Linked DNA regions of Mus musculus: region 2 is linked to region 1. The links are chromatin contacts, found by Hi-C or POLR2A ChIA-PET in ENCODE. All regions are on one chromosome and are shown on one strand. The core of a region is the stretch at or near the end of the contact, and the rest is flanking DNA. Distances in the headings are between cores, read along the strand shown. Region 1 holds the start of Nmnat2 (nicotinamide nucleotide adenylyltransferase 2). Region 2 overlaps Nmnat2 (nicotinamide nucleotide adenylyltransferase 2).

Region 1 (5,476 bases), core at 1,952-4,451:
TGCTCAATCTCCGAAAACCAATTCCCCACTTGCAAAAGAGATGGTGCCGATATCTGTCTTGATAGGTTGTTAATATGACAAGTTCAAAACATACATGAAAAGCCTTTAACTAGAAACTGCCCTACAAAAGTAATTTATAAAGCCAAGCATGGTAGCTCATGCCTGTTCCAGTACTTGCAAAGGCCGAGGCAGGAGAATTAACATGACTTTGAGACCAGCTTGGGCTAAGAGTGAGATCTATTATCAAAACATATAAAACAAAATAAAACCAATTCACAAGGAAGAGGGAGGTAGATCTCTCTGAGTTTAGGACTGGCCAGATCCACATAGTAAGTTCTAGGCCATCCAGGACAATAAAACTGAGACAGGGTCTCAAAAAATATGAAATTAAAAAAACAACAAAAAATTTATAGGGCTGCTAAAATGTCTCTGAAAGCAAAGACGCTTGTTACCAAAGCTGACAACCTGAGTTCAGTACCCAGTTCACACACAGTAGAAGGGCAGCAATTCTCACAAGTTGCCCTCTGACCTTCATATGAAAGCTGTAGCACATGCATGCACACACATGTACTCATGCACACACACATGCATACTCACACATACACACACGTGCATGCACACACATGCACTCATGCACACATATGCATACTCACACACATACACACATACACACACATGCATGCACACACACACATACATACACATTGCATGCACACACATGCACAATCACAAATAATAATGAAATAGATGTCAAAAATAATTTTCAAAATGCAACAGAAGCTCAAAGATACCGATAAGAGATTCCACAATAAACGGTTTGATATCTATCTCATCTTCTTCTTCACATGTTTCTGTACTTTGGAAATGCCTCCATTAGGTGGTAAGCTCCTTCCACCCAGAGTGAACCCACATCACAGCCTTTTTCCTGTGTTTCTTTATGTTACACTTAATGGACACTTAAAAAGGCGTTCTTGACAGCTATTCTTGATTGGTCCTCGGTGCCAATGGGAAGTGACTAATGGCCACTGTCAAATGTCTCCATCCACAAAACTCTTCTGCTACCACCCCTGCCTGCTTTCACATTTTATCCCCAAAGCTCCAGGAGAACTGTCTGGCCAGCATTCCCTCAGTAACCGCCCTTATCGCTGCTACCAAACTCTCCAGCTGCAGTCCCATGCCCTTGCTCTCCATCAAAATCAAAATCTGACCCACTTCTAATCCTACAGCAAGTGGGATTTTCCACATCCTTAGTCCCTGAAAAAAAGGAGGAGCACCCACTCTCCCACTAAAGGCTCCTAAAGCCAAAGAGTTCCCAAGGAAGCCCGATCCTGCCTGGCCAAGGGGGAGGGAAACAATATTAGCAAACGACTGCCAACGGAAAGTGAGCCATGAGGAGGAAGAGTAGAAGAGAAGGCACTGAACTCACAAGAAGGTTAAAAGTGGTGGCTGCCCAGGTTGCTGCTACTTCAAAAGACTGGGGATGTGGCCTACCTTGCTGCTGGTTTACCTTAATGCTGGAACAAAGCACCCTGTTTAACAGGCAAGTTGGCGACATTTCTGAATAAACACTTTTAAAAGCTTACAGAATAAAGCAGAAGGAATGGCTGCTTCTTAGACGTCCTAACTTTCCCCGTTCCATAAGGTGGCTACTGAACCTGTCCTGTGTGCAGGGTAGTTTTATAATGTTGTCCTGTTAGCCGTAAGGCCCAGTGCAGAATAATCTTTTAGGGTTAGAGGAAAGAGTTTTGGCTTATGCATTTGGGGTGGTCTTCACGGATATGCTGTGGCTTTCATTAAACAGCCTAGGAAAGCTCTGGCAGTCCTCCAGACCTGGGCAAACACGTGTGCCCGCAGCCAGTAGCAGCGCTCTGCGTTTCAGCACCACCGCCTGTGGAGAGCGCCTCACCGCAGGGCCGGGTCAGGGACTCTCACCCTGCCCTTCTCCCATCCCCAGAGCCCTGGCTCTCCCTTACTCATTTCCTTGAGTCCCAGGGGAAAAGAAAAATCACCCCAACTTATAACTTCTCAATTTCTGCTTTTAAAGTGACCCCGCGTCCCCCTCTCAGGGGTCTAAACGCGCACACACCCTGCGCCTTTGGGTCCTAAAGCAGTAGCCTTCGAGCGGCGTGGCTTCCGCACCGGCGGCGAGAAATTTCAACCTGCGTGGACAATTACCTCTTTCCTGCCTCTCTGCTGGACCTTTATGCACGCACCCGAGACGCCTGAGCTTTCCCCCTCTCACTGTACGTCCCGAACCTCAAAAAACAAACTCGTGAAGACACGTCCCTACCCCACACACGAGCTCTCACGCACATTCAAATATCCATCTTCACACTCACACCGCAAGGATGCCGGTTGTCATCGCCGCCTTGGGCAGAACCTTGGCCAACTTGGGCCGGGATCCATCTCGCCGGCTCGTGGACCACCTCCCGAAGCAGTCGCCCCGCCCCCTCCCCTTTCCAAGGCAGCCGGAGCCAAACCTCGGCGGGGCAGTGGTACCCTTCCCTCTCCATTAGCCAACATCCACCGCTCTGGGCCACCAAAGCTACAATCTCCAAACATTGTCCGTTGAGCCTCCTGGAACCGCCAGCCAAGCCCAGTATTAGTCTCCTTGAAGCCCCAGTCCCTGCCACTGGTGTGTCGTGTGCGAGTGTTTGTGTCTCCGAGGCACATTTAACTCCTTCGAGCTTTCTGCCCATCCTAAACAAACAGCACGTTATCTTCAGCCCTTCTCCTTCCTTCTTCGCACCCCAACCTCTGCCCCTATCCCCACCCTTGCCCGCCAAGTACTCAAACCACCGCACTCCAGGGCTCTAACCAGGCGCCCCCACCCCACCCCAGAGGACACTCACCCCCCAGCCCCGCACCTCCCCCATCCCTGGCCCTCGGCGAGGCGATCTGGCCCCACGCTAGAGAAGCCTGGAAAAAACGCAGTTTGCGTCGGCTCGTGCTAGCGGGGATAGTTGGGGCTGACCTGGCACCAGCCTGATCAGCCGGCGCACCCCTCCGGAGGGGCGCACGCCTTCCTGCTCAATCGCCTTGGAAAGCCCTGATATTGGCGAGAGTAGAGCAGCGGAAGCAGCCTCCGGGGTGGGCGGGAGGACTCACCGAACATCTGAATGTGCCCTTTAGTGATGGGATTGAAGCTGCCGCAGGCCAGCAGGATAACGTGGGTCTTTGTGGTCTCGGTCATGATGGGATGAGGTCTCTCGCACTGATCCAGGGGTTGCCTCTTTTTGTGTCTCGATATGTCTGCAGACGGAGAAAGGAAGGCGAGGCTCCGGCGGTGGATGCTGTGGACTCCAAGGAGCCGCTCTAGACGCAAACCGCGTCACTCCCCGCCTCCCTTTAACGCTTGCCACTCCGGCTCGATCCAAGGCTGCTTTTGTATTGCTCTCCCTTTGGCTCTGCTTAGTCCTACTTCCTCTCTAGCTTCTTTTGCGTCACTGGTCTTGGTTCCTGACCCTATTGTTTCTACCCTCTCCACCCCACCTCACTGCATCTTACTTTATCTACAAGGAAAGGAGTGGTACCCTGGCATCCTTACAGCGTGGTTGCTGGCTATGTTCTCTCTGTGTCAAATTTCGTTTTCCTGACTCACTTTTTCTCTCCCTGTCTACATTCCCTAACATATCCGACTTCAAAAATGTTTGATTTTATGAATTTTCTTTTTCATGAGCTTTAATATTTAAAGTGACAAATGATAGGTTTTCTTTTCAATAGTGTTCATTTCGGATTTTTTGTTTTGTTTTGTTCTCCTCCCTTATTTAGTGATTCTAAACTATTGACTGGAATCCAAATCTTGACCTGTGGCTACTAAGAAAGCCCTTCTGCTAATGTTGGTCCTTTGTGTGGGTTGAATTATGGGTTTGGGCAGATATGAATGGGAAATTAGTAAGGCTAAGTATTACGAAATTCCTACATCAGCTGTCCAAGTTGAGTCAGTCACCACTCTATGCTTACTTCTTGATGCTCACTCTCTATTGGATGCTGCTGTGGACCCCGAATGATAACTGAATTAACTCACTGTCTGACAGAGCAGATTGGACGGAGTCTGAGAAAGCCTCTCTGGCTTAGACGACATTTAAGGCAGGCCTATTTAGACAAGAAGTTGTTGGTACAGAGACCCGGAGACAGGCTTCCAGTGCTTGTGAACATGAAAGGAGGGCCATATAACCAAAAGTCCTGGACAGGTGGGCAAACAGTAGTAGAGAAATGTGCACCCAGTCATCATATGGGTTTAGGATAATGGACAGGAAGTTCTTATGAGTCACTGACTTACAGTGGAATAACAAAAGGAGGCCATTGAAATCGTTAGACAGAGAGTACCATGTAATTGACATTTTTATGAGATCTCTGAGTGTTGGGAGGAAAAGAACCAAGAGGAAAATAAGAATTAGGAGAAAGTTGGCAGCCTTGGGCAGGTGGTCCTGTCCTGGGACTGCTGGGTATAGAGAGTCAGCAGCAGGGAGATGAGGCAGGGCAGGATAGATACCATAGATTTTGTAGCTTTTAGTCTTTGCGGATGGATGGGATATAGAGACGTTTGGGGAAACGCCTTAAAATTTGAGTTTAGTAAATGAATGGGCTAAGACTCTGAAAAATGAATAGGGGGAAAGGAAAGGTTTGAAGACCGGACAACTGTTCTCTTTGGATGCATTACAGAACCAGTAATTAGATTCCTGATTCAGAAGCACAAGTATTGCCTTCTTGGACGAACAGTTCCTTGCAAGAGTCAGCTCTCTCCTTCTGCATTGTGGGAACTGGGTGTTGAACCCAGGCCATCGGCCTTGGTAGTGAGTACCTTTGCCTGTTCAGCCACCGCATTAGCACTGCTCCTTACTTCTTATCTAAGAGTTTCTGGCAGGCATGCGGTTCATATTTCTTAATTTTTGCTGAATAGTAAATCAATTCCTACTGTGGAGAGATTTTCTAGTTTTCTAGTTTCTAGTTTATTACTTTGTGTGTGTGCACGTAAGCATGCATGTGCGCGCGCGCACACACACACACACACACACACACACACAAATATTACAGCACTACCACAGAGCTCAGAGGACAACCTGCAGCTGTCATTTCTCTCCTCTTTAAGTGTGGGTCCCTGGGATAGAACTCAGACCATCAGCCTTGGTGACATCTGCTTTACCTGATAAGCCAAAGTACTGACCCCAAAGTTTCTGGTTTCAATATAAGAGTCTTAAGAGCCAGTGTAATTCATACAGAAGTTTGTGTCTTCTCTAACACAAGATGCAAATGGGCGGGGTAGAAAGAGCAAGAGATGTTAGAAGCTGGGCAATTAACATAATTATAATTAAGCAATAAATATTTATTGAATGCCTGCCATATACCAAGCACTGACTTAAGGGTTGTGAACAAGATAGGGCTGCTGCTTTAATTCAGTTCACACTCTAGGCAAAAACAACAGACCATTAAAAAATTAATAGATGCATTAGTAATCGGAATATCTAGAAACATA
Region 2 (5,476 bases), core at 881-3,380, 100 kb before region 1:
AGAGTGAGTTCCAGGACAGCTAGGGCTACACAGAGAAACCCTGTCTAAAAAAAAGAAAGAAAGAGGAAGAGAGAGACAGACAGACAGACAGACAGACAGACAGACAGACAGACAGAGAAGAGAGATGGGGAGAGAGGCAGGGGGAAGGGAAGGGAAGGGAAGGGAAGGGAAGGGAAGGGAAGGGAAGGGAAGGGAAGGGAAGGGAAGGGAAGGGAAGGGAAGGGAAGGGAAGGGAAGGGAAGAAGAAGAAGGGAAGAAGAAGAAGGGAAGAAGAAGGGAAGAAGGAAAGGAAAGGAAAGGAAAGGAAAGGAAAGGAAAGGAAAGGAAAGGAAAGGAAAGGAAAGGAAAGGAAAGGAAAGGAAAGGAAAGGAAACTAACAAACAGGACAAAAATAAAAGCTCTTGAAGAGTCAGTGTGGTGTCCCTCTAGTCCCAACACTCTGAACGCTAAACTGTCATCTAGCAAACCATGTCTTCAGAATGCCTCAGACATGGAATCGTAACTACTTCTCCCTGCATTAGGCCAGTTAGAATCAGGTGCATTCAGTCTTCTCTGGTCCCCTCCACCTTCCAGAACTTTCCTAAGAAGACTGGAAAGACTGTCCCTAAGAGGTTCCAGACTCAACATCCTCAGCCAGAGTTGGCTGAGTCCAGAAGCACATTTGGCAACATCCGCAGATGTTCCGGGTTGTGACAAGATGGGTAGGTCCTGACACCTACCAGGTGGAGGCCACCAGATACTGTTGAACAGCCTGTAATAGACTGGATAGCACCCAGAGTAAAGAATTAACTGTTCCAACATGGGCCTGGCCTCAGAGGTCTGTAATCTCAGCTGAGCTCTGGAAGCTGAGCTGGGAAGATAGATCTCAAGTTCAAGGACAACCTGAACAACTTATGGAAACCCTTCTCAAAATTTATCTTCTTAAGTAAAAGGAGGGGCTGGCGATAGCATGCATGAGGCTCTGGGTTCAATCCTGATTACCTTCGTCCCCCCTAAAAGTCCCAGGATGTCCAGTGTCGTTGTTTTGGATAGGGCTCTTGTGCTGGGCCCCACTGACTAGACTTTTTTTCTTTTGGTTTTTCGAGACAGGGTTTCTCTGTGTAGCCCTGGCTGTCCTGGAACTCACTTTGTAGACCATGTAGGCCTTGAACTCAGAAATCCGCCTGCCTCTGCCTCCCGAGTGCTGGGATTAAAGGCGTGCGCCACCATGCCCGGCTTCTGACTAGACTCTTAAGTTACTCACAGCAAAGTTCCAAGTTCCATATCATCCATGTTGCAAGCAGGGTGTTTATATGGCCTGAGAAAGCAGGGACAGGGGATCAAGTACATTCCCTAGCAGTAGGTGTGTAGGCACCACTGGTGTCCCTTTGCTCCAGTCTCCTCACAGAAAAGGAAGTAGCTGAGGCCTGCCAGTTTTGACTTTCTCAGTCTCCCTTTATCTGTGCTATATTGAAACAACCCACCTATCACCCCCACCCCCTTATTTACCTTCTGGCTTTTTTTCTTTCTTTTTGTCTATAATCCAACTTCATCTACTTGGCTCATCATAATACTTCTATTTTGTGGACCAGAACGTTACTGGGCTCTGGAACTGAAAAGAAGGCCAGTTAACATCTGCAAACTGGGGCCAGCAAGATGGCTCAGTTGGCAAAGGCTCTTGCAGTCAAGTTCCATCCCTAGGACCCATGTGGTAGAAAGAGAGAACCAACCCCACGAGGCAAACTGTCCTCTGACCTCCGTGGACTGCTGTAGCATGTGTGTATACCCCTGTCCCCCAGCACACAATAAATAAATAAAGTAGTGATGGCATTTCAAAAACTAAAGATTCTTAAATTGTTATAATTCTGTTCTTTGATGGATCCAAGGTTGATGAAGCCTCTTCTGGATACATGAAGCAAAGGACCAGCAGTAACTAACGATATTATTGCAGGTGGAAGAATTATGGCCCCAGAGGATAGGAAGCAAGGGGCTAGTATTTCATCCTGCCCTGGTTTTAGCACAGAAGAATACTATTGGAAAAAGTGACCGAGCCAAGGACCAGCATGACAAACGCTCTGCCTGGTGAAGGTGTTTCCTTCACAGGGAGACTGCAGTGGCTGGGCGCCAAGGTCCCTGGTTAGCTTTCCAGCCTGCAGGAAGGGTTGTGTGAGCCCTGCTCCCCAGCTCTGCCCGACTTCCTCACTGTTCAACTAGGCAAAGGCCAGTGTCCTGTCAGCCCCTACACTTCAGAAACCCTCCTGCTCCAACAGAGAAATGGTTTCTGTGGCTGCTAGTCAGAGAACAGGCTTTTGGAGTGAGGAGCCAGGGCCATGGCGGGAATTCCTGGCTGAGGACCAGGAGAGACCCTTTCTCCTCACAAGTCCTAATTAATTAATTAATTGGTTCTTTATGAAGAGCTCTAAGGGGATGATTAGGGCCACCAGCAGTGAAAGCATTTCTAAGCAGTCTTGTATTTCCCCCATCCAGAATTACGTTATATAATAACCAGGCAAAACTTATTGCTCTGGCTCCTTGCCGCTCAGCTGGTAAGGATTTTATTTTTTTCTCCTGGAAGTTCAAACAGCAAGGACCTCTTTTTACTTCTCGGTGGGGGAGCGGACAAAGAGGCTTGTCCCCAGCCAAGCTCAAGACAGGGCCTCCTCTTCCTTCTCAGTGGGATCCACTTTATAGCCCGGATGACTGACAGCCATGAAATCTCCTTTTTGTTCCCAGCGCCTGAGAAATGAGCCTCATCTAAGGTCCCCTCCCGATGCAGGCACACATCTCTCCTCACAGTCTGTCAAATTTAGCCATGATAAATTTAGAAATTTATAAACACTATGAAATAGAAAAAGCAAAAAAAAAAAAAAAAAAAAAAAACCAATTTTTTTTAGGCACATCAGTCATAGGCTTGGGTTGGTTTTCATTTTTAGAATGAATCCAGACTTATTAAGGGAAAATGAGAGTGAGCTCTCAAGATTGGGAGGGCTCAAAGGAAGAGAAACCAGGGGCTTCTTTTATTTTATTTTTTTAAAAATTTTCAGACTTGGGCAAAGGAGGCGGCTCTAAGATAAAAGCATTGCGGTTAAACTTGTAACCTGAGCTGGGTCCCTGAGAGTCACAGGATGGGATGGGAAAACTGACTCTGACAAGCCGTCTTACTACACGCATATACACTGCGTGTTTGTGCACACACGCAAGATATGAAATAAGAATATAAAATTAATTTTTTCCACTTACAATCGAGTTACAGAAAGCATGGAGAGTTTTCATAGTCTATCCCACTCCTCCCCCTACTACACCTTAGTTAGCTAGTTAGTTAGCTAGCTAGCTAGTTAGTTAGTCAGTTAGTTAGTTAGTTTGCATGCGGAGTGGGGGCACTCCTGCACATCACTGCGTTGGAGGAATTCCTTGTGGAAATTGTTTCTCAGCTTCCACCTGGTGTGTCTTAGGGATGGAATTCGGGGGCACCAAGCTTGGCTGCAAGGGCCCTCACCCCCTGGAGCTATCTAGTCAGCCCAAATTGATCTCATCAAATTGACTTTACTGTTTTTTTTTTTTTTTTCTCCCCTAGCTTCATGTTATACTATTTGGTAGAGAGATACTTTATATATATATAAAGTATATATATGGGCTCCTCGTGGAGATGATGTCAGGAGTGGCTTTCTCAAGGGTCATTATGAGGACAAATGAGCTGTGTCTGACAGGGTGCTCAGTACCAGGTTGTTTGTTTGTTTGTTTTGTGGCACGGTTTCATATATATATATGTATATTGCACTGTACATTTCCTGAGGAAAAAGACACATTCCTAACAGTTTATCTAATCCTGTTTCTCCCTAAAAAAGGGGCCAACATTTGACAAGTGGCTTAAAATCTGGGCCAACAGAATGAGATTCCACCAAGGTTCTCCCAAAATAACTGGGTTCAAATCTTGACTCTATTGCCTGCCTTCTAGCGATGTGATGCTGGGCTCCTCGTGGAGATGATGTCAGGAGTGGCTTTCTCAAGGGTCATTATAAGGACAAATGAGCTGTGTCTGACAGGGTGCTCAGTACCAGGTTGTTTGTTTGTTTGTTTTGTGGCACGGTCTCATTGGCCAAGGCTGGTCTCAAACCTGCTGATGGCCCCAAGTTCCTGGTACTTGCCTTTCCCTTTCCGGGTGCTGGGATTACAGGCAGGTGTGGGCCACCGCACCTGGCTTCCGGGTTCGTTTCAGTGTAACCATTTGGGCTTATTCATTTTCCACATTCCTCCAACCAGTGTTCTTTCCGATGAGGCCGGGTCTGCTTTCAATGTCAGTTTTGTCTCCCTCACTTCTTCCCACCTCCAGCTTCCACGGCCTCCTGTTCCCCTAGCACAGGCATCCTGTCTTCTGGGAAGTTATGAACCGTGGGGTGGGGAAGGATACACTGTAAAGTGTGAAGATGCAGTAACGCAGAGTGCTTTGAAGCTCAAGGCCACAGAGCTTCCCGCATGCATGCCTCACATCCCACAGTTCCGAGGTGGAACTGGAGTCACCCCTCCCAACACCCCCCTCGAAGAGAACGGTAAGCTTGCCTTCCAGGATTTTGTGCCAACCGGTTAAACTCTCTTCCCCGGCGTGAGTGGGTGTTTGATTTGTAAGGAACAAGAAAACATACGTTTAATAGCAACTTGTCAATATTCCTGGCACGGGAGTGTTGAGATATTTTCTCTTTTAAAACATTTCTTTCTTGACAAAGAGGCGTCTTTGAATCTGCCATCAATGGCAGGCAATAATTAATCACTAATTATTACTACTGGGGCCCCTCAGGGAAAGGCTGGCATAAAGGACTGGAAGCACGAACTCTGAGGTCAAGAGCCCAGCTCTGACCGGTTTTTGTCTCTAAGGACCCCACTAAGTGTGTAGCTATGGGAGCAGCTTGCTTTTTTTTTTTTTTTAAGACAGGGTTTCTCTGTGTAGCCCTGGCTGTCCTGGAACTCACTCTGTAGACCAGGCTGGCCTCGAACTCAGAAATCCGCCTACCTCTGCCTCCCAAGTGCTGGGATTAATGGTGTGCACCACCACTGCCCAGCTGGGAGCAGCTTTTGATGTGTAACAGCTTCATGCCACACACTTGGGAAGCAGGCTCAGCTAACAGTAGTCATAGCTGGAAGTACCAGGCAATCTCCCACGTGGATCCTACTGCCCAGTTTCCAAGCCAGCCACTCACCCTCTTACGTGTTTGCAAACCTGTCACAAGTCCTTGGCAAGCTCCAACTATGCCATATTTGGAGGGCTTGGCGCATTTGAGCTTTCTCCTCTCACCTCTGACCCTGTCTCCCATAGACATGTGCCTTTATTCGCTAGTTTCTTCTGCTTGAACTATACTTCACCACCGTGGCAATACCCACTAGCCATTTGAAATCCACTCACTACACCATCTTCCCTGACCTTGAGGAGTGGACTCCTGTCCTTCTGCATCTCTGCATGTACCAACAGGCTAGGCTTGACTACATGTTCCCACAAGGGAAACAG

Evidence for each region. A loop is a pair of places that touch in the nucleus more often than their neighbours do. ChIA-PET counts read pairs that join two places held with the same protein, here RNA polymerase II (POLR2A).
Region 2: a loop to region 1 is called in a map of left cerebral cortex, with 2.2 times the contacts of the local background. The contact joins the enhancer-like site here to the promoter of Nmnat2 in region 1. A Hi-C loop is called at or near these places in 1 of 37 maps with a recorded cell type or tissue (left cerebral cortex). POLR2A ChIA-PET finds 5 or more read pairs at or near these places in 1 of 5 experiments (embryonic stem cell).

Annotation. Positions count from the first base shown.
Region 1 is chr1:152,952,826-152,958,301 of GRCm38, reverse strand. Nmnat2 (nicotinamide nucleotide adenylyltransferase 2) reads right to left here and starts at 3,201. Exons shown (of 11, transcript NM_175460.3): 1 at 3,109-3,201. The coding sequence starts at 3,193.
Region 2 is chr1:153,051,393-153,056,868 of GRCm38, reverse strand. The region is part of intron 1 of Nmnat2 (nicotinamide nucleotide adenylyltransferase 2); the gene reads right to left. Among named protein-coding and RNA genes, the nearest start is that of Nmnat2, 99 kb to the right of the region's middle. Within about 2 kb of position 2,130, at least 2 of the 3 ENCODE cell types and tissues checked have a DNase peak (open chromatin) inside an H3K27ac peak, as active enhancers do; they include left cerebral cortex, where a contact is called at or near this core.